Regions from separate parts of the Homo sapiens genome. Here region 2 is linked to region 1. A link is a loop called in an ENCODE intact Hi-C map of the cell type or tissue named here. Cell type or tissue: K562. All regions are shown on one strand.

The links. Hi-C counts contacts between places; a loop is a spot of excess contacts. Peaks named below come from ENCODE experiments on the same cell type or tissue, not always from the same donor. Only the 100,000 strongest peaks of a DNase experiment are listed, where the experiment ranks them.
Region 2: it touches region 1 in a loop (2.6-fold over the local background); 1 of 110 quality-filtered maps calls a loop at or near these places.

Annotation. Positions count from the first base shown.
Region 1 is chr15:64,563,903-64,568,902 of GRCh38, forward strand. The region is part of intron 2 of ZNF609 (zinc finger protein 609); the gene reads left to right. All of the region lies in intron 4 of LOC101930091 (a long non-coding RNA gene), which reads right to left. Among named protein-coding and RNA genes, the nearest start is that of ZNF609, 110 kb to the left of the region's middle. RefSeq lists an enhancer at 1-329. In K562, no CTCF peak of the experiment used is centred here; a DNase peak (open chromatin) is centred at 2,961.
Region 2 is chr15:64,436,587-64,441,586 of GRCh38, forward strand. All of the region lies in intron 11 of TRIP4 (thyroid hormone receptor interactor 4), which reads left to right. Among named protein-coding and RNA genes, the nearest start is that of ZNF609, 21 kb to the right of the region's middle. In K562, no CTCF peak of the experiment used is centred here; a DNase peak (open chromatin) is centred at 2,605.

The sequences.
Region 1 (5,000 bases):
AGACGGAGTCTCGCTCTGTCACCCAGGCTGGAGCGCAGTGACACGATCTCTGCTCACTGCAGCCTCCACCTCCTGGGTTCAAGCGATTCTCCTGCCTTAGCCTCCCGAGTAGCTGGGACTGCAGACAGGAGCCACCACACCCGGCCTAAATTTTAAATTGTGCCTCATTCTGAGTAGCATGATGAAATCTTGCACCATCCCACCCTGTCCCACCCAGGATGTAAACTGTTAGCCTTTATCTAGTATATGCATGTTGTATGCGCTGGCTGCTACAAAGTTAGGCACTTCGTAGCTGTGTTGGTTATCAGATCAAAAAAACAGTTTATGTAAGGTTAGGTACTATTCGTGGTTTCAGGTACCCACCGGGGGTCTTGGAATGTATCCTCCAAGGTTAAGGGTAGGGGGGACTACTGTAATTGCCTGAATGGCTCAGAAGGGAGAGCTGTTGTGGCCAGAGAAGCTGCTTGTTATGTAATCCACATTAGTACAAGATAATCATAAGATGAGCTGTAAGTATAGTGGGTGTTAGATCACTGCTGGGTCTTATTTAAGGTGGCAGGGGTGTTAGGGTAACATTTAGAAGTTGAGAGCAAAGAGTAAGGTTTGTTTTGACTTTATACAACACTTGAAGTAAAAAGCAGTTTGTTTTGTTTTCAGGCATAAAGATATCCATCCATGTGTTTGTTGTGTTGTTTTTGTTTTTTGTGGGGTTTTTTTTTTGTCATATTCACAAGGGAAACCAGAATCTGTATGTTCCTCTGGAAAATTAGGTGAAGAGAAGTATAACCTATTTCAGTGTGGCTTCAGTCTATGGTCTGGGTTTTATTAAACCAGATACGTATAAGAGCATGTCAAATTTAACCACCTCCCTTCATCCACTAGATTACAGTGAATGATAGTAATGTCACTGATACATTGTTATACACATTGCTCACTAACTGTTTTTTTTTTTTTTTCTTTTTAGAAACGGAGTCTCGCTCTGTTGCCCAGGCTGGAGTGCAGTGGTGCGATCTCCGCTCACTGCAAGCTCCACCTCCCAGGTTCACGCCATTCTCCTGTCTCAGCCTCCCTAGTAGCTGGGACTACAGGTGCCTGCCACCACGCCTGGCTAATTTTTTTGTATTTTTAGTAGAGACGGGGTTTTCTTTTTTTTTCTTTTTTTTTTTTTGAGACGGAGTCTTGATTCTCGGTCTGTCACCCAGGCTGGAGTGCAGTGGCGTGATCTCTGTTTACTGCAACCTCTGCCTCCTGGGTTCAAGCAATTCTCCTGCCTCAGCCTCTCGAGTAGCTGGGACTACAGGCAGGTGCCACCATGCCTGGCTAATTTTTGTATTATTATTATTATTATTACTATTTTTAGTAGAGACGGAGTTTCACCATGTTGGCCAGGCTGGTCTTGAACACCTAACCTCAGGTGATCCACCCACCTTGACCTCCCAAAGTGCTGGGATTATAGGCATGAGCCACCACACCCAGCCACTAACATCTTTTATCCATTAATAGTTCTTAATTTTGTTTTGCTTGTCTTTAAGTGCTTGTCCCTTTACTAGGATAAACTAAGTACTATTGATAATTTACAAAAGTGCTCCATCTTTACTGTTTACATCTACTGGCTAGAATGTCTACCAAGTTATGTAAGCATTTTTGTAAATGAATTTATTGCCTTTAGTTTTAGAAATATTGAGAGCAGAATGGAACACTGACAATCAGATTTGGCAAAAGCATTCAAAGTGATTGTTATGGTGATTCTGATCATCTCTTTAAGATAAGGGAGTTAGGAAGATTACTAGAATAAGCATCTTTAATATTGAGCTAAGATTCATTTTTGTGTTCCTTAAAATTCACCATAGTTTTGACTAAACTAAGGAGGACAGTGAGTACTTACTTTACACTGACCTATACATTCATTTAAAAGCATTCTTTAATTGAAGTACTTTATTTTATTTTATTTTATTTTATTTTTTGAGATAGAGTCTCGTTCTGTCACCCAGGCTAGAGTGCAGTGATACAGTAATGGCTCACTGGAGCCTCAACCTCCTGGGCTCAAGCAACCCTTCCACATCAACCTCTTGAGTAGCTGGAACTAAAGGTGTGCACCACCATGCCCGGCTAATTTTGTTTATTTTTTGTAGAAACAAGGTCTCACTGTGTGGGCCAGGCTGGTCTCAAACTCCTGGGCTCAAGCAGTTCTCCCGCCTCAACCTCCCAAAGTGTTGGGATTACAGGCTTGAGCCACCATGCCTGGCCCAATTGAGGTATTTTATTTTAGATGCATCTTCTAGCCAGGCAAGGTGGCTCACACCTGAAATCCCAGTGTCTTGGGAGACTGAGGCAGGAGGATTGCTTGAGCCCACGAGTTTAAGACTGTAGTGAGCCATGATCATGTGACTACACTCCAGCTGGGGCCACAGATCGAGACCTTGTCTCTAAAATGAATGAATGAATGTATGCATGAGCCTCCTGAGAAGCCATGGAGAAAGAAGCAAGCATGACCAGTCAGTGACTGACATTTAAACTGTAAGAAAAATTGACTTCATTTTATATGAACTTTAAAGGAGACACTCTGTGTAGGTAGGTACTTCAAAATATGTGTAAGTGTAATTGTATCAGAATAGGTGGCCATGATGTGATTTGATGAGACTGCCAAGAGCTAGACATTCTAGCCATTTCTTAAAAGGCCAGTTAGCTAAACACTAGTTAGGATTCATTTATTTAATTGATTCACAGCTTAAAATTAAGTGTAGTAAAGGAAACAGATATAGAAGAGATAGGGAAAGGTTTAGAGTTGGAGTGTCTTCAGCTGCTTGTGGAGGGCGTGGTAGAGACAGTGTTAACTACTTCCCAGTTTTACCTTGGGTGACCCTTGTTACAGATCACTGCTTCTGAGCTGCTTTTGAGAGCTAGTGGAGAGAGATTATATTACGTCCTAGGAGAATGTAACTCAGTTCTACTGGAGGCCACCATTCTCTTCCAGGTCATGGGTGGTACCTCTTAGTGTCACTCAGAGGTGAGGACTATTTGATGGCAGGCAACCTTAAGCTGCTGACAGGACAGAAACCTTTGTGATAAGCATTGGGAAATCTGACTCCTGGAAAGAGTGAAGCATCAAAAACTCTGTAGAGTATATGAGTTTCGCCTATTAGGCAGTTATAAGGAAATAGCTAAAAAGGAACTGGCTAATTAGAGTTGAGAGAAAATATTTATAAACAGACTTTAAATACTTTAAAAGCAGGCTTTTATTTTATATTCTTTCAGTGGGGATAGTGTGAACTGCCACCTCCTTTAAAAAGCCTTGCATTCCAGCTGGGCGCCATGACTCACTTCTGTAATCCCAGCACTTTGGGAGGCCGAGGCGTGTGGATCATGAGGTCAAGAGATCGAGACCATCTGGCCAACATGGTGAAACCCATCTCTACTAAAAATACAAAAATTAGCTGGACGTGGTGGTGCGCACCTGTAGTCTCAGCTACTCTGGAGGCTGAGGCAGGAGAATCGTTTGAACCCGGGAGGTGGAGGTTACAGTTGAGCCGAGATCACACCACTGCACTCTAGCCTGGCGACAGAGCAAGACTCTGTCTCAAAAAAAAAACAAAAAACATTCCATCTAAAAAAATTACCATTTACTTGCAGATGTTTTCTTGTGGAAGAAATAAAGTTTAAAGAAAAAGAAATAAATTACCAAGACAGCTTTCCAAATATGATGGATTAATTATCTGTATATTGTGGCAAGATATTTTCCCCCTCCCAACATTTATTTTTTATTTATTTATTTATTTTGAGACAGGATCTCGCTCGGTCACCCAGGCTGAAGTGCAGTGGCACGATCTCGGCTCACTGCGACCTCTGTCTCCCGGGTTCAAGCGATTCTCCTGCCTCAGCCTCCTGAGTAGCTGGGACTACAGACACGTGCCACCACACCCGACTAATTTTTTGTATTTTTAGTAGAGACGGGATTTCAGCGTATTAGCCAGGATGGTCTCGATCTCCTGACATCGTGATCTGCCCACCTCAGCCTCCCAAAGTGCTGGGATTACAGGCATTAGCCACGGTACCCGGCTGAGATATTTTCTCCCTCCCAACATTTTATTATGAATAATTTTAAACATACAGAAAAGTTAAGTAAAATGATCACCCACCACCTAGATTCAATAATTGTCAAAGTTTTGTCATATTTGCTTTATCTATATATGTGATTGTATTTGTTTTGCTGAACAGTTTGGAGGTTTTAAACATTATGACATTTCTCTCCCAAATACTTTATCATGACTCTCCAAAAACATGAGGACATTTGCTTATATAACTGTAATACCATTATTATACTACACAGTACTTCCTACTGTCATCTTTTATCCATGTGTAGCAAGTTATTTAGCCACTTTTAAATTTGTTTCTCCTCACTCCAGTAACCCTACACCCCCGAAAACCTTATTGTTCCTTGTCACTTTGTCATGTACCTCATGCCCAGCAGCAATTGGTGAGATGGCTTTTTCATATGGTTTTATATTTGGGAACCTCTAGAGCAGTGGTTCTCAACTTGGGCTGGACATTAGAATAACTTGAGGAGCTCTTGAAAATCCCAATCCCCCTACATCCCAGACCACATATATCAGAATTTCTGATATTCTGATGATTTCCATGCGTCAGTAGTTCTTAAAGTTTCCCAGGTGATTCTGGTGTGCATCCATGATTAAGAATCACAACTGTAGGTCCTATTAATCTTCAGTAAGAGTATTCAGTGTTTGGATAGGTGCTTGACAGTTTTCTGACCAGAACAGAGATGAAAAGTGGTATGCCTAGGTATTTAGGCTTTTTCCTTTTCTTTCACTGAACATTTACTGAACATCTACAATGTGTAAAACACTGAGCTAGGTTCCCATTCATAAGGATGAATAAGATATGTTAACTGTGGTGTTCTAGAAAGGCCATGGACTTAGGGTTAGACTTCTATGGAGTTAAATTCTAGCTTTGCTGAGAACAATTTGTGTGATTTTTAACTAAGT
Region 2 (5,000 bases), 130 kb before region 1:
TCAACAAAAAAAAAATCTCAGATGTTACTCTCTGAAGTCTTCCCTAACCCCAGCCCATTTCCTCCCTAACAGGATTAATTTCCTTCTTTGGGTTCCTACTGTGTTCATACTTCTATTACTGCTTTTTTTTTTTTTTTTTAATATTGACATGTAGTTCTTTAGGTGACCATCTATGCCTTTTTTTTTTTTTTTTTTTTTTTTTTTTTAATAAGGAGTCTCACTCTGTTGCCTGGCTGGAGTGCAGTGGCGCGATCTCGGCTGCAGGTTGTGTGCCACCACACCCAGCTAATTTTTGTATTTTTAGTAGAGACGGGGTTGCACCATGTTGGCCAGGATGGTCTCCATCTCCTGACCTCATGATCTGCCTGCCTCAGCCTCCCAGAGTGCTGGGATTACAGGCATGAGCCTCCAGGCCTGGCCTAGGTGACCGTCTATGTCTTATTCACCTTTATATCAGTGTGCTAACATAGAGCCTGCCATGTAGTAGGTGCACAGTAAGTGGTCATGACAATAAATAGAGAGGGAGACAATGGTAGATATATGAAAAATCTTGGCCGGGTGTGGTGGCTCACACCTGTAATCCCAGCACTTTGGGAGGCTGAGGTGGGTGGATCACGAGGTTGGGAGTTCAAGAGTAGCCTGGCCAACATGGTGAAACCCTGTGTCTACTAAAGATTAAAAAAAAAATTAGCCAGGCGCATACCTATAATCCCAGCTGCTACTCAGGAGGCTGAGGCAGGAGAATCTCTTGAACCTGGGAGGCAGAGTTGCAGTGAGCTGAGATTGCACCATTGCACTCCAACCTGGGCGACAGGGTGAGACTCCATCTCAAAAAACAAAAAAGAAAAAAATGCCATATGAAAGGATTTGAACTGTGTTCTAAAGATAATCATATGAAGTCGTGTTACTTTGTTTTTTTTTTTTGAGACAGAGTCTCACTCTGTCGTGCAGGCTAGGGTGCACTGGTGCGATCTCGGCTCACTGCAACCTCCACCTCCCAGGTTCAAGCGATTCTCCTGCCTCAGCCTCCTGAGTAGCTGGTATTACAGGCGCACGCCACCACGTTTAGCTAATTTTTTTGTATTTTCAGTAGAGATGGGTTTTGCCATGTTGGCCAGGCTGGTCTGGAACTACTGTCCTCAGGTGATTCACCCGCCTGGGGTTCCCTAAGTGCTGGGATTACCGGCCTGAGCCACCACACCCAGCCAAAGTCATGTTTTACGATTGTCCTGGCAGCTGTAGGAAGGATGTACTGGATGGGGCAAGCCTGAAAACAGAGATGATTTAGGAAATTATGGTTGTCCAGGTGAGTTATGATGAAGATCTGCAGCAATGCTGTGTCAGTTGAGTTGAAGAGAAAGGATCTGATGATTGGAATGTTTAGGAGGTAAAGTTTGTAGGACTTAGTAATTTTACTGGATATGAAGGGTGAGAGAAGTCTAGGATCAACTTGGGTTTCTTTTTTGTTCTAAAAGATATGTTATTTGATAAAGGAGTATTGTTGACATTAATAACACCAGATTGCTTGACAATGACCTTACCTTGATATGTTAAGTGAAGTCAAAGATCTCTCAGAGCACTGCCTCAGAAGTTTTCAGTTGAGTCAGACTAGCCATTGGGAAAATAAAATCTAAAATTGGCACAGCCCTTAACTCAAGAGAAGTCTTCAGCATTCTGAGGTAATAGTCTCAGAGTGGACTTTGTTGGTTGAAGACCTTACCATGTACTGTCATTCATTCATTCATTTATTTATTTTGAGTTTCGCTCTTGTTGCCTAGGCTGGAGTGCAATGGCACGATCTCAGCTCACTGCAACCTCTGCCTCCCAGGTTCAAACGATTCTCCTGCCTCAGCCTCCCAAGTAGCTGGGATTACAGGCATGCACCATCACATCTGGCTAATTTTGTATTTTTAGTAGAGACAGGGTTTCTCCATGTTGGTCAGGCTGGTCTCGAACTCCCAACCTCAGGTGATGCACTTGCCTCGGCCTCCCAAAATTGTCTTTAATTAAAAGCAACTTTCTTCTGGTGTTCACTAGTTTAAGTTGGAGTGGAAGCCTATTATATTAAAATGAAGACCAAAAATAATTGTCATGAGTGGGTGATTCCCAGTTAGGCCTTGAAGAATCAGGCCAGAAAAGTTATGAGGTTAATTTTAGAGAAAATATACTTGTTTGAGTTCTTTTATGTGGAGGTTCTAGCATACGATTCCACAGGGCACAGGAAACCACAGTGGAAATGTTACTGTCGATAAAATGAGACCTGGTTGTAGCTGCTTCAACCAGATTGTCTTCCACAAATGGCTATAAGATCTGTAAGTTTGTGTGTGTCTTATCACTTATTTCTTTCACCTGGTACATATATGGATTGTCTCTGTAGCATTGAGCTGGAAGCCCCTGTCTTAGATACTAGGCATGTGACTTGAATTGGGTTACTGGTATATGGGAGTTCAACTATCCCACTTTGGGCCAAGTGGTATGATCTTTATTCAACCCTAGTCAAATATTCAGTCGTCATCTGGTCAAAGTATTATGATCAGTAGGTCACCCTGAAGTAAGAAAACGTTTATCTTCCAGTAGAGTGGGGCCTGGGGTGGTAGTTATCCTGTGACACCTTGAATTGCTTTGAAGGAAAATATAAATGAGAACTGTTTATCACAGAGCACAGTTGCTTGCGGGATATGCTTCCTTGGATCTGTTCTTGCACCTCTTTATCAGACTCATTTCCTTCTCTCTTTCTGCATATTATCACCTCAGTCTTCTTGGAGTTGGTTTTCAGCTAACGAGATTTCAGACCCTGATTTCATGTTCTATCTAGTTCCTCAAAATTCAGACCAAGAATGCCTACAGCAAATATATGTTCTTTGTTAATGAATTCCCTATTATTGTTGCTTTAGTTATTAGTTCTTCAAATAACAACTTATAAATCTTTTTTTTTTTTTTTTTTTTTTTTTTTTGAGATGGAGTTTCACTCTTGTTGCCCAGGCTGGAGTGCAATGGCGTAATCTTGGCTCACTGCAACCTCCACCTCCCAGGTTCAGGTGATCCTCTTGCCTCAGCCTCCCGAGTGGCTGGGATTACAGGTGCCCGCCATCATGCCGGCTAATTTTTTGTATTTTTAGTAGAAACGGGGTTTCACCATGTTGGCCAGGCTGGTTTTGAACTCCTGGCCTCAAGCAATCCACCTGTCTCGGCCTCCCAAAGTGCTAGGATTACAGGCATGAGCCACCATGCCTGGCTAACGTATAAATCTTATATCTGGAGACAGATATAAGATTTACAGATCATCTGGGAATTTGTTGTGAAGAGTGACATAGTTTAGGAGTTATTGATCATTTCAGTACAAGAATGAATAAGAATGAAGGGGAGGCTTGAAGATTTGGTGAAAATGCCCATTTTCCACTGAATCAGTGGTGGTTGACAAAAACTGCTAACCAATTTTTTCTCTTATGAAAATGGCAAAAGAAATTTATATATATATACATATTTATTTAGTCCTCTAAAAAAAATAAAATTAGACAGGTCTGGTGGTGTGCACCTGTAGTCTCCAGTACCTCCTGAGTGGCTTGAGCCCTCCAGGTCAAGGCTGTAGTGAGCTACGAACACACCACTGCACTCCGGCCTGGGTCACAGAGTGAAATCTCAAAATAATAATTAATTAATAATAAATATAAAATAAAATGTGACATCCAGAGCTTATTCACATTCTTCACCTCCCTTCTCTTATTCTTTCTCTGGGTAATCTGCATTTTAGTTTTCTGACTTTCAGACCAGATATCCCTTACTTGTGAGGATACAATGTAAGTATATAGTGGCTTGTTAGTATGTAATGTGGTCTTTAGTGTCCAGGCCCTGGTTATGGGGATTGTGGTTGTCTTTTTTTTTTTTTGGAGGTACTGAGGCTCTGCCAAGCTAACTTCGTTTTAATGCATTTGATAATGAAAAATAATCTCTTCTTCCAATGCATAGGCTTTACTTTATTCCTTGTAGGCCACTTTGCTTTTCACCTCTGTTTCTTGTAAGCCCCTTGAAGTTCAGTGCTAGTAGTAGGAAAAGGGATATTCACCTGGAACTTTAATTTGAGATTCATCTGGGAAAGTTGATTTTTATGTTTGTCTTTATTGTGAGGCATGATGGGTCCAAGGAACCTATTGTTATTTAATTTGTCCACCATTTTTCCAGTTTTTCCCACTATTTAACATTTTCTTACTCTGTTAATACACATCAGGGTGGTTTTTCTTAAACATAGAGCCATATTGACTACTTGCCAAGACACAAGCTTAGGGATAACACATTAAGAGTAATATCTACTTTTACTTAGAGTTATAGTTCTAAGAGTGTACAATTCCCAGCATGTGTGTATTCACCATGAATAAAATAACGTTAATGCACAAGTTGGTAAATTCATTTTTTTTTTTTTTATTTTTGAGACCGAGTCTCGCTCTGTCACCCAGTCTGGATGGAGTGCAGTGGTGCGATCTCGGCTCACTGCAAGCTCCGCCTCCCGGGTTCACGCCATTCTCCTGCCTCAGCCTCCGGCGTAGCTGGGACTACTGGTGCCCGCCACCACGCCTGGCTAATTTTTTGTATTTTTAGTAGAGACGGGGTTTCACAGTTTTAGCCAGGATGGTCTCAATCTCCTGACCTCGTGGTCCGCCCGCTTTGGCCTCCCAAAGTGCTGGGATTACAGGTGTGAGCCACTGCGCCCGGCCAATTCATTGCGTTTTTATTCAACAAGTATTTATTGATTGCCTGCTGTGAACTAGGCATGGTCCTAGATGCTGATGAGTAAACAAAACAAAAATCCCCGTCCTCATGGAGCTTTCATCCTAGTGAGTCGAGACCAAGTAAAAGTTCTAAATAAGTAAATTATATTGTATCAGACGATGGTAAAATAAGGCTGGAGAGGGCCGGGCGTGGTGGCTCACGCCTGTAATCCCAGCACTTTGGAAGGCCGAGGCAGGTGGATCATGAGGTCAGGAGATTGAGACCATCCTGGCTAA